Regions from separate parts of the Mus musculus genome. Here regions 1, 2 and 4 are each linked to region 3. A link is a loop called in an ENCODE intact Hi-C map of the cell type or tissue named here. Cell type or tissue: left cerebral cortex. All regions are shown on one strand. Region 1 has its middle 110 kb from the start of Gm35326. Region 2 has its middle 72 kb from the start of Galc. Region 3 holds the start of Gm47415 (predicted gene, 47415). Region 4 has its middle 58 kb from the start of Gm47415.

Evidence for each region. Peaks named below come from ENCODE experiments on the same cell type or tissue, not always from the same donor. Only the 100,000 strongest peaks of a DNase experiment are listed, where the experiment ranks them.
Region 1: a loop joins it to region 3, with 9 times the contacts of the local background. A loop is called at or near these places in 3 of 42 quality-filtered maps.
Region 2: a loop joins it to region 3, with 11 times the contacts of the local background. A loop is called at or near these places in 2 of 42 quality-filtered maps.
Region 4: it touches region 3 in a loop (6-fold over the local background); 3 of 42 quality-filtered maps call a loop at or near these places.

What each region holds. Positions count from the first base shown.
Region 1 is chr12:97,981,518-97,986,517 of GRCm38, forward strand. No RefSeq gene overlaps it. Among named protein-coding and RNA genes, the nearest start is that of Gm35326, 110 kb to the left of the region's middle. In left cerebral cortex, no CTCF peak of the experiment used is centred here; a DNase peak (open chromatin) is centred at 2,046.
Region 2 is chr12:98,184,881-98,189,880 of GRCm38, forward strand. No RefSeq gene overlaps it. Among named protein-coding and RNA genes, the nearest start is that of Galc, 72 kb to the right of the region's middle. In left cerebral cortex, no CTCF peak of the experiment used is centred here; DNase peaks (open chromatin) are centred at 2,454, 2,776 and 4,513; H3K27ac peaks cover 1,587 bases.
Region 3 is chr12:98,103,732-98,108,731 of GRCm38, forward strand. Gm47415 (predicted gene, 47415) reads right to left here and starts at 4,862. Exons shown (of 3, transcript NR_168899.1): 1 at 4,539-4,862. In left cerebral cortex, a CTCF peak has its summit at 2,943; DNase peaks (open chromatin) are centred at 2,880, 3,272, 3,728 and 4,704; H3K27ac peaks cover 2,326 bases.
Region 4 is chr12:98,048,373-98,053,372 of GRCm38, forward strand. No RefSeq gene overlaps it. Among named protein-coding and RNA genes, the nearest start is that of Gm47415, 58 kb to the right of the region's middle. In left cerebral cortex, no CTCF peak of the experiment used is centred here; DNase peaks (open chromatin) are centred at 1,992, 2,292 and 4,693; H3K27ac peaks cover 1,175 bases.

The DNA of each region.
Region 1 (5,000 bases), 120 kb before region 3:
TCTTATACAGTAGGAACAGTGCCTCAGAGGGTCTAGTCCACTGATGGCTCTGAAGTATGTGACACCAACATGAAAAGATCTTTATCATGCACTTTGAAATTACCAAGTATAACAGAATGTGAGGGGCATGAGGGATAGTAATTTGGAAAGCAATTGTTTTTTCAAAAACAATTTTTATTAGATATTTTCTTCATTTACATTTCAAATGCTATCCAGAAAGTCCCCATACCCTCCCCCAGCCCTGCTCCCCAACCCACCCACTCCTGCTTCCTGCCCCTGGCATTCCCCTGTACTAGGGCATATAATCTTCACAAGACCGAGGACCTCTCTGCCCATTGATGGCCTACTAGGCCATCCTTGGCTACATATGCAACTAGAGATACAAGCTCCGGGGTACTGGTTAGTTCATATTATTGTTCCTCCTATAGGGTTGCAGACTCCTTTAGCTCCTTGGGTACTTTCTCTAGCTCCTTCATTGGGAGCCCTGTGTTCCATCCAATAGATGACTGAGAGCATCCACTTCTGTATTTGCCAGACACTGGTATAGCCTCACAAGACACAGCTATATCAGGGTCCTGTCAGCAAAATCTTGCTGGCATATGTAATAATGTCTGGTTTGGTGGTTGTTTATGGGATGGATCCCCGGGTGAGGCAATCTCTGGATGGTCCTTCCTTCAGTCTCAGCTCCAAACTTTATCTCTGTAACTCCTTCGATGGGTATTTTGTTCCCCCTTTGAAGAAGGAATGAAGTATCCACACTTTGGTCTTCCTTCTCCTTGAGTTTCATGAGTTTTGCAAATTGTATCTTGGGTATTCTAAGTTTCTGGAATAATCTACTTATCAGTGAGTACATATCACGTGTGTTCTTTTGTGATTGGGTTACTTCACTCAGGATGATATCCTCCAGATCCAAAATGGAGTACAAAGCTAAACAAAGAATTCTCAACTGAGGAATACTGAAGGGCTGAGAAGCACCTGAAAAAAATGTTCAACATCCTTAATCATCAGGAAAATGTAAATCAAAACAACCCTGAGATTCCACCTCACACCAGTCAGAATGGCTAAGATCAAAAATTCAGGTAACAGGAGATGCTGGTGAGAATGTGCAGAAAGAAGAACATTCCTCCATTGCTACTGGGATTGCAAGCTGGTACAACCACTCTGGAAGTCAGTTTGGCGGTTCCTCAGAAAATAGGACATAGTACTACCGGAAGATACAGCAATACCTCTCCTGGGCATATACCCAGATGTTCCAACTTGTAAAAAGGACACATGTTCTACTATGATCATAGCAGCCTTATTTATAATAGCCAGAAGCTGGAAAGAACGCAGATGTCCCTCAACAGAGGAATGGATACAGAAAATGTGGTACATTTACACAATGGAGTACTACTCAGCTATTAAAAACAATGAATTTATGAAATTCTTAGGAAACAGTCTTATCAAGGATAGTTCTGATGTTTTCAAGATAAGGGACAGAAAACTGATTAGGAGAAAAAGATGTCATAAACAAACAGAAGAAACCTAGTTAAAGACAGAGGACATAGTAAATAAAATAACTTGGAAAGTAGAAATGGGCAGTACTTGATAATTTATTAGACAGTACTTTTACAGCTTAGTGAACGGTGTCTTTTGTGACTTCTATCTTGGAGAAATTCCAAGGGATAATTCAATATCACATCTCTATCCATTTAAAAAATATTTATCAAATGTTTGTAACCACCTAGAATTTTATCTTTTTTCATTTAGTACATGATTAGAGAAATTCTTTCAGAGATTTAGACATTGAAAGAGAATGATCATTGAATGTTATACTACCTTGGCCACGAGGTGCTTTGTAAGAACCAACTTTCAGCGTCCGATTCACCTAGAAAGAAATTGAGGCCGAGAAGCTCTAAGTGTCTTCTCTGTGGACTCATGGGATTGTATGTTAGACATCACATTCAAATCTAGGTCTCTCAGTCCTCAAATCTCATGCCACCCTCAGAGGCTTGCCACAATCATTGGGCATCACATGGTTTCATCAAAATGAATACTGAACCAAGAACTTCACACCCTCCACCCCCATGCTCTACTGTTCTCAAAATTATCCTAACCATGTGTCACATTTTGTTACAAATCTGTTCATTTCAAAGGTGTGTGACTCTTTGAAAATGTTTTTTTTTCTAAATTGAGCATGCATTCTACACATCTTATTGTAGTGTTATAAAAATATCCAGTACTAACTTGCAAAAGCTAATTGTGTGCCCTCTTCCCCAGCTTTGTATTTAGTGACAGGCATGCTGGTAGCTTGGATCCAATCCTTAGATGATTGTTTATATTATAAAAGTTAAAAATAGCTATAAATCTGGTTTCCTATCAGTTTGTTTTAAGATAGTCATTTGCTAAACATTTACCAGCATTACCACTGTAGTACACAAAGATACAGATATATATTGGCACATGGAGATTATTGAAGTCTTTAAAATTCCTTCTCTAGTAAGAGTAAAGTTTGGGTGGATAGATAGATAGATAGATGAATAGGCAGATAGATGATAGATAGATAGATAGATAGATAGATAGATAGATAGATAGACAGACAGATAGATAGATAGGTTAAATGATATAAATATATAATATGGAATTTTAATTATATTTTTCCGTGTGTGTATGTATGTGTGTGTGTCCACATGCATGCATGTAAGTATTCACATGTGCATGCATACACAGAGAGAAACCTGAAAATGGAATTGAATTCCCAAAAACTAGAATTACAGGTATTTATGAAACACTTGATATGGCTACTAAGAGACTTTGTGTTCTCTGTAAGAGAAGTATGTAGTCTTAATCGCTGAGCAATCTCTCTAGCTCTGTCTTAGTATATTTTTGGTATTACCTATGGGATTATCAGAAAACAGTATTATCATTATACTAACTCCATCCATTTGTGCCCATGGTTTGTGTATATACTAACATATCCAAGTTCTGCCATCCTGGTCCTGCCTTCCTTCTTTCTGATCACTTTCATGAATCTTGAGCTTTAAAGCCAGAGCCTGTGTTAGGGTTGCCTTCTTTAGGCAGGTGTGTGGCTTGGGAAGAAGAATTTGTATTTATTTATTCTTAGCGGGATTCCGGGATGGCCCCTTAACAGTAACTAAGCCACCATCTTGGAAATACATCTACAACTACCATTTTATGTGACAATTTCATCTGATCACGATGTTGCGTGATTTCCCAGCTGCGAGGATTGAATGAGTAGAATGGCTTTTTGAATAATGCAACTCCAAGGGCATAGAGATGTTTTTCCTGGAATCATTTGTATTTTATGTTAAGTGGCTATATAGTAGCACGAGCAATCTCTTTCAAAGTAACTAATGCTACAGTCAAAAGAGACTTTCCTACCTCACGATGGAGAAACGAACAATTATTCTTCCTTTCGGTGGAGGAGAAAATGGCGTGCTTTTTGATAAACAATGCAGACATGCATTAGCTCAAAACAGTAGAGTCAAGGAAAGCATGAATGTTAATTTGTAATATTTTGAGAGAGACATGTCTATGGCAATCAGATGATGATTTACCAGTAATTGTGTCATGATATTGTTAGCACAATGTTAGCATATTGAATCTACAAACAGCCCACAGAGCATAGCACAGCAAAGTTATCAGCAGCCCTTTAAAGCAAATCTCTCTTTGAAGAAAGACAAAGACCTTAAAGAAAATTATATGAGAAGTCGCAGAGGGTTGAGGAGCTTACAGGTACTAGCTCTTTCTAGATAGCTGGCATCCAAAAGACACAGCCTGGCTGGAATTGCCATAGCGAGTACACCTTCAGCTAAAATCCCAGTACAACCCTAGTTGCGAGGACTGATGCTGGCTTTCTCAATCCTTCATGAATAAGGAGTAAGGTAGAATGGAAAAAATGTTGTGGTTTGGAGAAAGATTTGGAAAACCTGGGGGATTTTGTAAGTCGAGAAATTTACAGCTACATTTTCCAAACCCTATAAGTCATTTGTGGGTACAGGTAGTTATTTTTTTTAATCCAAGAAAGTAGACATACAGCTGTTAAAACAATAAATATTCCTTTTCAAAAATATCCCATATTGACTGCATTATAGGCACCCTGGAAAGGAGCCCTCCGTCTGCCACGTTGCATTTGAAAGGAAAGGTGGTTGTGAATCACAGACGTGGTTCATGTGGGTGTGTAGGAGAGAGCCCTGAACTTCACAGTCTATTCTACATCTCCTAAGCCATCCTTTATCATCACCACCACCACCACCACCACCACCACCACCACCACCACCACCACTACCACCACCACCACCATCATCATCACCACCACCACCACCACCACCACCACCATCATCATCATCACCACCACCATCATCATCATCTCTATTAGCAGATATTTTCTTTATTTACATTTCAAATTTTATTCCCTTTTCTTATCCCCCCCACAAAAGTAAAAAACACCCTTATCTCCCCTCCCTCTGCTCACTAACTCACCCACTCCTGCTTCCCTGTTCTGGCATCGAACATTCACAGGACCAAGGGCCTCTCCACTCATTAATGTCCCACAAGGCCATCCTTTGCTACATATGGGTCTGGAGCCTTGAGTCCCTCCATGTGTACTCTTTGGTTGCTGGTTTAGTCCCTGGAAGCTCTGGGGGTACTGGTTGGTTCACATGTTTTTTCCTCCTATGAGGCTGCAAACCCCTTCAGCTCCTTGAGTCCTTTCTCTAGCTCCTCCATTGGGGACTCTGTGCTTAGTCCAATGGATGGCTGTGAGCATCCACTTCTGCATTTGTCAAACACTGGCAGACTGTCTCAGGAGAGAGCTATACCCAGCTCCTGTTAGCAAGCACTTGTTGGCATCCATGGGTTTGGTAACTATATATGGGATGGATCCCCAGGTGGGACACTCACTGAATGGCCTTTCCTTCAGTTTCTGCTCCACACTTTGTCTCTGTATCTCCTACCATGAGTATTTTGATCCCCCTTCTAACAAGGACCAAAGTATCCAC
Region 2 (5,000 bases), 81 kb after region 3:
TCACATGTTACATTATCCCACTTCACCTGCGCAATACCCATAGCATTGCAATACGCATAGCATTAGTAGACTAATTCTTTTAACACATGGGAAACTGAATGCCCAAAGAAATCGCATTGTCCAAAATCTAAGAGCCAACAAGAGTCAAGCTGCAGATTGCCTGCTTGGCTGTTGACTCTCATAGAAGAATTCTGACATATATTATACAATACGTCCCAAAACAATCACATAAAGAGTGTCAGGAAAATAAACTTTGGGTAAAGTTTTTCTACCCCATTTAGCAATATAAGCTTGTCCCAAAGATTCATTTAGACAGTTTATAGTAGTAATATACATACATACATACATGCATGCATACAAGCTGAGGACCCAATCATGCTTCTCACTCTTCCTGGTTCTCCGATGTATTTATTAGGTGCCAGGAAACTAGGTGGTGCTTATGACAGTGGACTTTTATTGGGTCTTAAATAGCTGTGATAGTGTCCTTGTGAATTTTGCATGTGCATCTATTTTCATTCTGGAAATCTCACTCACGGGAGTCCTCCACATAGGTTTATCTGTATCCTGTCTGACTCATGTCTAATGACTGGGCATCAGCAGCAGGGACTGACCCCACCCAGGACAGTGGGTAGAGATGGGTGGTGTTGACCCTGTTGTTATAAGATAGAAATGCATGGCTGTAAAGCCATGTGAGGTTGCAGGGAAAACACTGTACTGGGGTCTCGTCATTCAGCCATTCAGAATCTCCCATGGAAAACCTCATCTTACAAAACCAGTGTTCTAGTCAGTCTACGTAAACGAAGCCACCTTTATGGAACTGCACTCTCCTTGTTGGTTGGTTGTTTAAAGACCAAGCTTCCTCATGTAGCTCAGTGTGCCCTTGAACTTGCTGTGTAGCCTAGGCTAGCCTCTACCTCATGAACTTCCTGCCCTGTTCTCCAGAGTAACATGATTGCAGGTGTGCACAACCATGGCAGCTATGAACTCTTCCTTCAGGTCTCTAAATCAAAGTGTTGTTGAAAATGAGCTGGCATCCAAACCACTACAGAAACCATGCCCTCCCCTCGAAATTTCTGTGCGCTAAAATGAGGCTAAAGAGGAAAATGGGGAGATAGAAAGTCCTCGCAGGACGACAACCAGGCAGGAAATCCAAGGTAAAGGACCAGTCTAGATTATTTGCTGAGTTAAGAATGGAAGGTAGCCATGCTTGGATAGTAACGGAATTAACACTTGGCATTTGTGTTTTGCTAGGACTCAATGGAGACTTAAGAAGAGGCCCTGGCATTCCCAAACTCCTTACAATCTAGATGAGATTGGCTGTGACTCTCATTTCATTTTAGCCTTCCATAGACTGAGTCCATTCCTTTCTACCATTTTGAATTCAGGATTGCTCCTGCTGAACCAGCTCTTTCTACATGACCATCCATCCTATTGTGTGATGTCATGGTCCTCCTAAGGAAAAACTTGGATTCTTGCTTCTACATAAACTGTTCTGTTTCTCTGCTTCTGTCTCTGCCTCTCCCTTTCCCTGTGTGTCTTTCTCTCACAAATACCTATTCACCACACATGTATATCCTTGCAACCATTCATGCGTGCAGATTCATACACACACACACACACACACACCTTATACATCGCTTTGAAAAACATGCTTTGGGAAGCTCAACAAATTTAATCAAAGACCAGAAAACTTAAGAGTGACATCACTAAAAGCCAGCCCCCGAAATGGGCAGCTGCCAATGCTGTGCACAACACTCCTTGGGTGTCCCCACCTCCAGCAGGGCTACCTCAGTGGACTTTGGACATCATCCCAGCCCATTTCTCTTTTACTTGTTCTCTAGTATCAAGGTCTCATGCACAGATAGTTCTAAATCCTTTCAGTCCCCTAGACTCCTGCAAGCCCTCAAAGCAAATACTTTCTGAAAATAGCTCCCTTCCCAGGAATAACTCTAGTAGCAGATCTAAAATAATAATAATAATCTACCATCTACATTCATTTCCAATTAATTTTTCTATGACTTGATATTTGATGGCCAGGACAATAAGGATGTGCTGTATTCCGGATTTGGCAAATCCTGGCAACGAAAACCTTCATTAAAGCAATTTAAGGCTATTCCATCTTTATGAGCGTTTCACTAATATAAAGCACTTTGCTGGCTAGAGTTGTGTTAAAACACAGGGGTCCTGTATATTCCTTGGCCTAGAACTGAAACTACCAAGAGGCCCAGCTCCTTTCAAGGATAGCTGGACATCTACCAACAACAAAATTTGAAGCCTTGAAGACAGATGTTCAATAACAAAGAGGACTGTTGGTGGAAGGCTCCGAGTACGCTGCTGTGTCAAAACAGAGAGGGCTGCAGAAGACTACATAGCGAGAACTAAAGAAAGTCTTGCCAAGCAGAAGGGATTTCAAAAATAATCAGTAAGAGTGGGCATAGAGGGGACCAGCTGGGGTGTCACTTTCAAACCTCAGTTGAGCATGCCAGGAACTGAAATTGAACAGAGTAGGAAAAAAATAGAACCAAGTTGTCAGCAGATGCAAGCTCAGAGTACCAGGTGTCATCTTCACACAGCCTAAAGAGGGGAAAGGAAGGGGACAACCCAGTATCCTGAACCTAGGACCTGACACGCTGGGCCAGTTCAGGTCAAACCACTGGAGACGATATACAAAGAGTCTGTCTCCTAATGCCTCTGTTTGCCTGGGTCATCCTGACTCCCCTCTGCTCACGCCCTAATTGCTGTCAACACACCTACCCACTCATTTCTCATTAACAGAAGTCCAGCCCTGCTTTTGCTGTGTCTGTGTGAAAGCCAGTAAGCTTCTGACACTGCTCAGGGCAGCAGCTGAGCCACGTCTACCCAGGCAAGAATAAAATACCTCTGTCTTAGTGAGGGGACTCCAAGATTTCACCCATCTTGCCCAAGGGAACAGACCAAAGGAGATAGAGCCGATGTGTAGGTGTATGTATAATTATATTTTAGTTTTGTCAGATTTTCAAATTGACTATAGAAACCATTCTCTCCTCCTCTTTCTCCCTCTCCCTCTCCCTCTTCTTTTCCCTCTCCTTCTATATATAATTATAGAAAAAGAGGCTTTGAACATGGGAGGTATTATGGGGAGACACAGGATGCACTGGACAGGGAGGACATGGGATGGGTCAGAGGAAGGAGGAAACAGAAATTAGTAAAATTAAATTAAAATTTTAAAAAAACAAGGGGAAAGGATTTTTAAAAATTTAAAGGAAAATTTTAAGGAAAAAATTTTAAACAAAAACAAGGGGGAAAATATTGCATACACGCCAACGACACCCAGACTTGCAGCCCCAGGCTCCTCCATGACAGATGAGTATCTCCAACGGCCATTCACCATCTTACTGGGTGTCTGGGTTACAGTCTAAGAAGTGACAAACAGAAGCTTTGGTCTTCTACCCCAACTCTGTTCCCCTCGCTCACCCTTGGTCATCTCAGAAGAAGAAAAGCCATTCTTCCAAAGGCAGGTAAAAATCTTTTTTTTTTCTTTTTTTTTTAATTAGGTATTTTCCTCATTTACATTTCCAATGCTCTCCCAAAAGTCCCCCATACCCTCCCCCCCACTCCCCTACCCACCCACTCCCTTTTTTTTTTGGCCCTGGCGTTCCCCTGTACTGGGGCATATACAGTTTTCGTGTCCAATGGGCCTCTCTTTCCAGTGATGGCCGACTAGGCCATCTTTTGATACATATGCAGCTAGAGACAAGAGCTCCAGGGGTTACTGGTTAGTTCATAATGTTGTTCCACCTATAGGGTTGTAGATCCCTTTAGTTCCTTGGGTGCTTTCTCTAGCTCCTCCATTGCGGGCCCTGTGATCCATCCAATAGCTGACTGTGAGCATCCACTTTTGTGTTTGCTAGGCCCCGGCATAGTCTCACAAGAGACAGCTATATCTGGGTCCTTTCAGCAAAATCTTGCTAGTGTATGCAATGGTGTCAGCATTTGGAAGCTGATTATGGGATGGAACCCTGGATATGGCAATCACTAGATGGTCCATCCTTTTGTCACAGCTCCAAATTTTGTCTCTGTAACTCCTTCCATGGATGTTTTGTTCCCAATTCTAAGAAGGGGCAAAATGTCCACACTTTAGTCTTCGTTCTTCTTGAGCTTCATGCGTTTAGCAAATTGGCAGGTAAAAATTTTAAGGCCCTCCTTGGACTTTGTTCTTTCTGATATGCCTTAAGTCTGGACCGTCAGAAAAGCTTGTTTCATCTACCTTGTAATTATATCAGAATCCAACCACTACCACAATGGTTGCTGACCACGGGGCCAGTCAGCATTCATTGGTATCTGGACCAGTGAAGGAAGCTCCTGACTGCTCTCCACGTTTCTGCAGCATGCTACTCCAGAAAGACACTTTCCATCTGTCTTTCTGGGCATCCAGTCGGATCATTTTGCTGCTCAGCACTTCGGAGGATTCCCCTCTCACCCAGTATGAATTCCTACACCATCTGGCCCCTGCTATTTGTTATTCCTTAGAATTACTAGAGCTTAGCCACAACCTGCCATATACCTTATACACAGAGATGAGTAAACGCATCTCAAGGCACACCGTAGCTGTGTAGCACCCCCCAGGGCAGCCGCGTGCTTCTTATAGAGATCCTATTGCAATGCAGGCATGAGCAAAGGTGCACTCTTGCACTAAACTTCAGTCACTATCTCAACTATGCCACTATCAATCTGTCTCCAAGACTATTAAGCTCAAATTTGGCAAGACCTCCACTGAGTCAGTTTAATAAGACTCTTCTCGCCTTTGATATCATTCAAATTCATCATCGAAGTATTTGGCCTGCTTTTCAAAAAATTCTCTTAGGCTGGCTTAACACAAATCTCCTTTCCTTGATAGTCAATCATGTTCCTCTTGGGAGTTTTCTATTCCCAAGACTCATTCTGCTGTATTTGTCTGAGTAGTTCCACAGCAAAGTCTTTCCCCTTACTGTAGTAACTTGAATGCAGGCTTCGTGTCATTT
Region 3 (5,000 bases):
AATATGCACAAAGCAATTAGCAAATGGTCCAGATTGTGGAGGGAGTGGGGGAGACATTTAGGAGAGGGAAGCCAGTGCCTCAGTCACCAGGGAAGAGTGAGCAGAGAAGGTGACACCAGACACCATGGATAGGAACTTGAAGGAAAGAAGGTATCTGAGAAGTGAGGAGAAGGGGCAGAAACTCTTCTTTAGAGAAGCAGTGAGCATGACCTTGTACCACATTGTGCTGGCTCCATTGTGGGACTGTAGGATTTTCTGTGCCCTTTTGCTCTTAAGCAACATATTACTCCCTATTTGTAGGTCAGAGCTGAGTTCCAAAAAAAGTTAATTTTTGAGAGTTACCATAAGACATTGCTATATGTGTTGTTCCATTTATTCTACCTTTTTCATTCTGGTGTGTGTGTGTGTGTGTGTGTGTGTGTGTGTGTGTGTGTGTGTATTAAGAGACTATGTTCACATTTCAAACTACTAAACAGGACTTGCCAAGCAAATATAAATGGACCCTGGAACTCCTTGCTCCTCGCTCACAGTGAGGGTGGAAAGGGTTATGGTTTGCCTTCCCAAAGGAAAATGTGTCCCTCAGTCATCTCAAAGTCAGGAAAAGGCTTCAGTCACCATGACCACTTGGAAGAGCCGGTGTGTAGTTTATGTCCCCAGAACCATGAAGAACATCACTTGTTCTCTGCTGTGGGATGGAGGAAGAACAAAAACAGATTAGCCTGTGCCAACAGGGATCAGTGGTGTTTGTCGACCATGTACAACATGTAAGATGATCTCGGAAGACCTAAAGGGTCATCAGTAACGAATACTTTAAGCAAATAAGTTAGAAGTGCCTAAGAGATAAGGGTAACCACAAATAACCACTTAAAACAGACATTCATTCTCCTATATTAAGGAAACATCAAAAATGAACTGCATGCACTAGGAGGATTAGAGGGTGTAATATGAGAGAAGTGGATTTGGGGATCAGAGAAAAAAAAGAACAACCCCAGGAGAAGAAGAAACTGCTGTAAGCTGTCCAACCCAAGGGAAGCATGGCAAACTTAAGTCACATTTAGTCAGTATATGAGTTTGTGTGGTTGCTATAACAACTCATCACTAATTTAGGGGCTCAAATATATTACTTCTCTGGAGGTCAGAAGCCTGCAGTGAATTTCAATGAGATAAGGATGTTTTCCATCCTAGAATCTATAAGAAAGAGTATAGGTCTTTGTCCTTGTTCCAGCATCAGAAGACATCTTGGCTCACAGTCATCTTCCCTCTTCAAATCCAGTAACAGTCGTATTTTTCATGTTATAACACATCACAGTGACACTCTAAAGCCTTTCCTCTCAACATTCAAGAGCCTTTGGGATTATATTTATCCCACACAGGTAATCCAAAATAAGGTTCCCATCTCAAGGTTGGATGATTGACAATCTCAAATCAACCCATTAATTATCCTTTACCATGCAACACAATCTATTCATCAGTTCTAGGAAATCAACTGGAAACATTTTGGGAAGCCATTATTATATATTCCACAATTAGTAAGAACCATACATCATCTTAAGGCCTTAACCCCCCCCCCCCCCACACACACACACACATACCTCAAATGAGTGGTAAACACCTGGATAGCTTAGACAGAGGAATAAGATGCTGTACTGGTGCAGTCACTTGGATTTAATGTTTCTCCTAGGGAACTGTAGTTAACCACCTGGCCCCCCTGGTGGCACTACTTGACCATGGTGAATGAAACCTTTGCCTGGTCTAATGGGTCACTGGGACCATTCCCTTGAAAGGTTTTGCTGGGATCTCGCCCCTTCCTTCCCCTCTTTTGCTTTCTGTTTCTGTCTCTGTCTCTGAAGGTTCTATTCTACCATGCAGTCTTTTCATGACTCATGATTTTGCCATAGGCCCAACTGACCATGAAGTAAAGCTTCCATAATGGAGTCAAAGTAAGCTTTCTTCTGTATAAGCGATTCTCTTCCGGTATGTGTTAAAGTAACAGAAAACTGACTAAAGTTTCCTTTTGGGTCACCAGCCTCTACCTGCTAACCTTTCCCTTACAGTAGGAGTCAGCTGACAGAAGGGAGCCTTAGAAACACAAGCTACACATGGTCTTGCTCCCAAGTGGAACCTAAAGCAATGATCTTAGAGGAGTTGAAAGTAAAACAGAGAACAGTACTTACTAGAGGCTGGAGACAGGGTAGGGCTTGAGTTACCAGTGGGGTTAATGTGAGAAGGTTACAAGCAGTGCTTGGTACAGTAACTGTGGCCAAGAATTATATAGTGTACATCTCAAAGGATTAGTAGGGGGAAATGTGGCATAAAAAAATGAAGAAATAGCAAATATTTGAGGAAAAATAAAAATGCTTAACTCAATTAAACATTTTGTGCCATAAACATATATTGAACATTAAATGATAACCAATTATTAGTTACAACATCTCTATTTTGTATATTCACAAAAATAGAAAAAAAATGAAACTAAAGTAAAGCTGAGGGGTTTTTTTTTTCCATTATAGTTTAGGAGTTAAAATAATTGAGGTTGTTTCTCTGGCTGAAAGCAATGAGAAACCTTTTAATTATAACCAAAACCCATGAGAATTTTCCTGGATTTCATCCAAGGATTGGGAAAATCAGCCCCACACAGTAGGAATAAATGAGTGTTGGAGAAAGGAAGACTTTGGTCCTAAACATTTCCAGAATTCATGTTAGGTCAATGTACCAGCTATTATTGCTATAATAATCATTTAAGTTATCTCCTTCATTAGACTAAAGCATAAAAGGCAAAAGTCCCTTCTTGCTCATCTGAATAACTGCAGCACCAGAACAGAGCCTGATGCACTGTGCTTGCCAACAAATGTATGCATGCGCCTCCCCCAGGAACGGTGCGGGGGAGCAGGATTCCAAATGAAGCAGCCTCCTCCACTCCCAGCTCCCAAACTGGATCTTCTCTCTCCCACCCAAGGGGGAGCCTCTGGTCAAAAAAAAAAAACAGAACCCTTTCTTATTCTCTCTCTCTCTCTCTCTCTCTCTCTCTCTCTCTCTCTCTCTCTCTCTCTCTCTCTTTTCCTCTCTCTCTCTCAAATGTCAGCTATTGTTTGAACTCCAGAATTGCGTAATTACAGCTTATACTATATGAGTCACACAGCTCCTTTGAGAAAAGAGCCTCAAAGTGCCTCAGTCTTCTCTGGCTTTAAATGGGTTTAACTGCTCAAGCGAAAGCAGTGAGAGAGAGGATAGGGAGTATTCAGGAATTCCAAGAACAATGGGGGCCAAGATACCCACCAGCCACCATCAGATTCAGTCTCTGCTCAGCTGGAAGCAAACAAAGGTGGCACCGAGGCATGTGTGGGCTTCTGAAAAATACCAAAGTGAGCCTTTCAGCTGATCGCATCTGACTGTGGATTATTTTTGCAGAGAAAGGGAAAAATGGGGACAATGTGAAAGGCTGAGAGCCAAACACAGAGGAGCAATGATGTACCCCTGAATAGAGGGATCAAATTACCTTTTAGGGGGAGCCAAATCAAGGCAGCACATGATGTAGTATCGCTCAACACTACCCAAACAAATGATGCAGCTGCAGGGGCTCCAGAAACACACAAAAGTCATTAGAGAGGAGAGTTTCTCCAGGCCAGAATTGTAATGGGGGGGGGGGGAGGCTCTGATCTTGGCAATTATAGAAGGAAAACGACTTAAAGATAGACTCTGGTGCCCAGGAGAGTGAAACATGATAATGCATGGAGAATCCTCTGGAGCTCACCAGGGTAAAGCGAGTGCCTCGCAGATGAGAGCAGTGAGCTCACACCTACAACAGGAAGTTCTATAAACCTGCCAACGGCCCAACTGAAGGCTCTATCAAAACTCATCCTTGTCCATCAAATAATCTCTGCTTACCATTTAGTTCCACGGATTTGAGGAAGACTTAAGTATGATGCAAGACTTAAAAAGTATCATGTCTTTGCAGGACCAACCTGGGCCATTCTCTGTGCAAGACCCTTGGCTTTCACTGATCTGCCAAACTATGCTGATATATGGAACCCTTTGAATGCGCGCTCTCTCCCTCTCCCCCCCTTCTCCTCTCTCCCTCTCCCCCCTTCTCCTCTCTCCCTCTCCCCCCCCTTCTCCTCTCTCCCTCTCCCCCTCTCCCCCTCCTCCTCCCCCTCTTGCTTTCCCTCCCTCTCTCCTAGTCTTGTTCCTCAGATTTGGAATTATATGTCATTCAGAAATACCAATAGACTAACATAACAGACAAAAATAAAAGATAACACCTCACAAAAGTCTTCTATCCCTTCTTTACGTGCGAACTTAAATGCTACACCTCTCAGAACAATTTCCGTTCTACCGGTCTCTACATGTGAATATTTAGGAGAGAAAACCACATCGATGTTCAGAACAGAAATGGCCAGTAAAGTGCAGCTTACATGTCATCTCCAATCAATTGTTCACAGCTTGTTACTGCACGGAGGAGAATTCCAAAGCTACATCTGGAATTGGTTAGTTATGCCTAGGAGGTTGACAATGCTCAGAATAAATGTCATCACACTTACCATTTATAGGTTGGAAGAGTCACATGATACCGTGGCGTGCGCTGTTTCTGACATCAGATTCTCTACCAGTTTCCTCATTTGTAAAATGAGAGTCACTCCAGATAAATGGTTTTGAGAGTGCAGTGTGAGGAACTTTCCTGTCGTGTGGGCAGACTGAAGAACGTGAGGGAATACTTTCCAGGCCTCCTATTTCCACCTTTAGCCATGGCGGATGCAATTTGTTTGCCTCTTACATACTGATTTCCATAGCAGTGCTGGGATGGACTAGTTTTGTGTCCAGTAATTATTCCGTTTTCCCTTCTCAATCTTGCTCACGCTCAGAGTGATACTTACTTCCCACTCATGTTCCAAACGTTCGTGCGTTTTTCTGTCCTTTCTCATGTATTATTTCATATCCCTCCTATCCCCAGCTCAGCTTATAGTTAAAGCACATGGGAGTTTAATGTTGTGCAAAAGCAACAG
Region 4 (5,000 bases), 55 kb before region 3:
TGTGTATGTGTCTGTCTCTCTGTCTCTGTGTATGTCTGTCTGTATATGTATGTGTGTCTGTCTCTCTGCTTCTGTGTATGTGTGTGTCTCTCTCTCTTTGTCTCTATGTGTGTTTCTGTCTCTGTGCATGTATGTCTGTGTGTGTATGTATCTGTATCTCTCTCTGTCTCGATGTCTCTCTGTCTCTCTCTGTTTCTGTCTCTCTGTCTCTGTCTCTGTCTTTGTCTCTGTCTCTGTCTCTCTCTCTCTCTCTCTCTGTGTGTGTGTGTGTGTGTGTGTGTGTGTGTGTGTGTGTGTGTTTGCTCATATGTGCACATAGGGAGAAGCGTCCAGATTAGCCCGACTGACAAGCCAGTAAGCACCAGGGACCTGCCTGCCTCTGATTCCTCAGCACCAGGATTCCAAATGTGCACTTCCAATCTTGTCTTATTTATAATGGTCCTGGGGATAGAACTTGGGTTCTTACACTCACCTGCCAAACCCTTTACAGACTGAATAATTTCTGTACTCACAACAACTCTATTCCATGAATACTTTTGTTATCTTTAATTGCTTTTTGTTTGTTAGTTTTTGTTTGATTGTTTTGACACAGGGTTTCACTGTGTAGCCCAGGCTGTCCTGGAACTCACTTTGACAGGCTGGTCTTAAACTCATATAAGATCTGCCTGCCTCTATCTACCAAGAGTTGGGATTAAAGTATGCACTGCCCCTGCCCAGCTGCCATCATCAATTTCTATGTGAAACCATCAGACACAGAGACTGACAATTTTGTGCCTGTGAGCCTCTAAAAGCCCCAAGACCATGGTTATAGTCTAAAAAAAAATGTGGTTTCTTCATTATGGTAGTCTTCTTCCTTCATGATTTCTGTTTATATACCCTTCCCTCCTACAATTAAGTTTCTAAGCAGTAAAGTTTGTTGAACACATGCTATGATTAGAAAGATGAAATATTTTAGTATTACTTGCTGAATACATGTTATGATAAGAGAGAAATATTTTAGCATTATATAGAAGTGTCATGAAGGCCTAACTTATCCCCACCATGGTCTAACAAGTCAGACAATTGGTTCCTTAGCTCCTTTGGTCTCAAATGCCTGTTCACTAAGTCCACAGTGCTAACTTGTTCATTTCTCGTGCTTAACTAGCAATCTCACGGATAAGGTAGGCACATTTGAAAAGGAGCCACTATGTCTGCTTGGAGTTCATACAGCAAGCAAGATGAGAACTAGGTATTTACTTGATAGCGATGGAATTGAAGTGGAAAGAAAGGAGTAAAGATGCTAGTGGCTGATGCCCCTGCCTCTTCTCTGTGGAAAAGGGGAGTGAGAGAGATGAGCTTGTAGCTGGAGACTCCTTGCAGAATGAGGAAGCCCACACAGGCCTCGCCATTCCAACTTCTTTCTGCTAAATGCTTTCTCTCTTGGCTCATGTCAATACATCACAGTATCCTGCCTTAGAGAATGGTCCATTTCTGAGGCAACTTCCCATTTTCCAGGCTGACCTAGGTTTACTTTTATATCGAGAAAGGACAATCTCCCCCCATTGTGTATACTTGCGGGATGTTTTGTGGATCCCATAGTCTATCTGTAAAAATGTATTCGTTGGCCCGAAGCAGAGGGGAGGGCGGTAGAAATTGCTCAGCTGGCGATCCAGGTCCCTTCAAACCCTCAACTTCAGTGAGCAAGGCAAAAGTAATGCCTTCCCTCTCCCCCGTTTCCCCTATAGAGATTTAAATCTGACACCAGCAATAAGGCGTCTCCTGCTTACTGTTCTGTCTTCATTCATCACCTCAAACACTTGACCCTTCAACCTTCCCGGCTTGTATCATAATGAAGAGGAAAATTGATGAACAGTGAGGGCAGAGACTTTGCCAGCTGCTGACACTTTTACACCAGGGCTGCCCGTGAGCATGCTCCTTCCCTATGCTTCCCTCCCCATCCTGCCACAGGAATTAAAGGCTGTGGGGAACTTGGCAGAAATGTCTCTAGCACAGTTCTAGTTTGCAGAAGGTGCTACAGCCATGACTTTGGGACGCATCCCAAAGCATCCACTGTCATACATTTTTTTTCTTATAATAGCCTCTATTCAAAGAATTGACAATGTATCGAGAGAGGTGAAAACCCTAGGAAAAGAGGTTACCCTCTGAGAATCCAGCTAGTAAAATATGTGGTATGATTGTGATTAGCCATCTGTGAGCACAAAGGAAAAGCAGCCTGTAAATGTGTCACTAAAGAATTTGCAGACACCCAAATCTCCAATAAAGATGATGGGATAATCTCCGGGAGATGAGTCAAGAATGCAGCAAGCATTTAGAAAGCAGGAAGCTAATGAATTGCTATGTACTCAGCCTGGAGAGAGTTGGGGGAGGGGTGAGACTGACAGCCTAGAGAGCACTTGACACAGGCATCCATAGATAGACACATGCATGTGGAATCTAGGGGAGACAGGACCTGGGAAGAAATAGCCTGCATCCTTTTATAGACTCCAATTTACCTAAAGATCTTGAGGAAATTGCACTAAAATAAACCTGAGCATTTGACTCAGTAACTCGAGGAAAGTCCTGCAAACTGTGTGGTTTATAATTGATAAGGAGAGAGAGTTCTTTCCTCTTCTTCTCGATTTCCTTTGATTGCTTTCCCAAAAGACCTGCTACAATTAGAGAAGATCTTGCCTGCAACGTTTGTGGGTTTATCAATTTAGTCATTCAGAAGTATGTTCGTTGTGTCTCTTTCCCTTCCTCCAGAGTTGTCAGATTGAGAGCAACAGCTGTCTCCTAGCCCAACATGCAAGCCACATGTTTGTTCAAAGTGCCATTGCAATCATCAGAGTCCAGACAGGAGACAGAAACTACACTGTTAATCTTAACAGGGAATTTTAATAGAAAGACTTTCTGACTGGGTACAAGGGATTGCCAACTAAGGGATAAAAGAATGCATCAAAACTGGAATTAGCTTTTCGGTTGTGTTTGGGTGCCCAGGACTAGGTGGGGTGGGAGTGCTGCATTCTGATGATGGTGAGTGGTCTTGATTTCTGTTAGTAGGATTCTTACGTTTGCCTTTCGCCAGAATTAAGACCAAAGTGTGGACACTTTGCCCCTTCTTAGAATTGGAAACAATCACCCATGGAAGGAGTTACAGAGACAAAGTTTGGAGCTGAGACAAAAAGATGGACCATCTAGAGACTGCCATATCCAGGGATCCATCTCATAATTAGCCTCCAAATAATGACACCATTGCATACACTAGCAAGCGTTGGCTGAAAGGACCCTGATATAGCTGTCTCTTGTGAGACTATGCCGGGGCCTAGCAAACACAGAAGTGGATGCTCACAGTCAACTAATGGATGGATCACAGGGCTCCCAATGGAGGAGCTAGAGAAAGTATCCAAGGAGCTAAAGAGATCTGCAACCCTGTAGGTGCAACAACATTATGAACTAACCAGTACCCTGGAGCTCTTGACTCTAGCTGCATATGTATCAAAAGATGTATCACTGGAAAGAGAGGCCCATTGGACACGCAAACTTTATATGCCCCAGTACAGGGGAATGCCAGGGCCAAAAAATGGGAATGGGTGGGTAGGGAAGTGGAGGGGGGGTATGGGGGGCTTTTGGGATAGCATTCTAAATGTAATTGAGGAAAATACGTAATAATAAAAAATATTTTAAAAAAACTGGAGTTAGCATGTAGCCTATGTCTGGGACTACCCTTGCATATTCATCTATACACTGTCTGAGGCCATTGTCATACTTCAGAGAGAAGATTTCTATTAGTGTGATACTGAAAATGTGATGGGGGTTTTCTTTTTTTTCTTTTTTTTTATTATTGGATATTTATTTCATTTATATTTCCAATGCTATCCCAAAAGTCCCCCACACCCTCCCACACCCACTCCCCCACCCACCCACTCCCACCTCTTGGCCCTGTCATTCCCCTGTACTGAGGCATATAAAGTCTGCATGACCAATGGGCCTCTCTTTCCACTGATGGCCGACTAGGCCATCTTCTGATACATATGCAGCTAGAGACACGAGCTCTGGGGGTGGGGGTGGGGGGGTTAATGGTTAGTTCATATTGTTGTTTCACCTATAGGGTTACAGATCCTCCCAGCTCCCTGGGTACTTCCTCCAGCTTTGTTTTCTACTGTGGTACCTGCCATACTCTCTGAATGTTTCTGTCACTGTGACTCCACACACTGCCTTTTCCCACCAGATCCCAGTAGTCATTGGACGTGGGAGGGCAGGGGTAGGGATGCTCTTTCCCTGCTCGCATCCCTCCAGAGAGAGCCCTCTATTTGCAAAGGCCAGAACCAAATTCATCTAGTAAAGGAGATGGTAGCAGCTCTAGTTCCTGCCACAAACCAAGGCAAAGATGTCTCATCTGGAGCTAAAAAGCAACAAATTCAGGCCAAGTACTTACAGCAGAAATGCTTTAAAAGATCTGTCATGTCAGAGGTTTCAATTGCTAAAGAAAAAAAAAAAAAGGAATTCAGAAAAAATGGTTTCAGTTAAAACCCATCTATAACTTCTCCCTCTCACGAAAACACATTAAGCTGGCAGTAAAGGAACTATTCCGAGTATAAAACCCTAGCAGACAAAGAGAATGGGAGGAGGACTTGAAATCTTTTCAAATTCAACAAATTTGAGCAACATAATAAAGCAATTGGAGAAGCAGAGATGGAGCGAGTACTGGAGGAGGCCACAGTGTTACGGAGACAGAGTTCACGCAATGGAGCCTTTGATAGCTGTAGAATTGGGCGACAGCAGATTTCATGAAAATCAAGAGTGATGCTAACGGCCCAAACCACAGTTTATTAGTTTGTCAAAAATGCCATACTGGGGTCTGCTGACTAGATGATGGCCTCACTTTAGATCTATAATGTTCTTCCCAAGGGCTCATGTCTTACACACTTAGTCAGCTGCTTGGCACTGCTGGAAGGTGGTGGACGCTTTTAAGATTTGGAATTTTTTAAGTCATTGAGGGTATGCCCTAAAAGGGGAAGAAG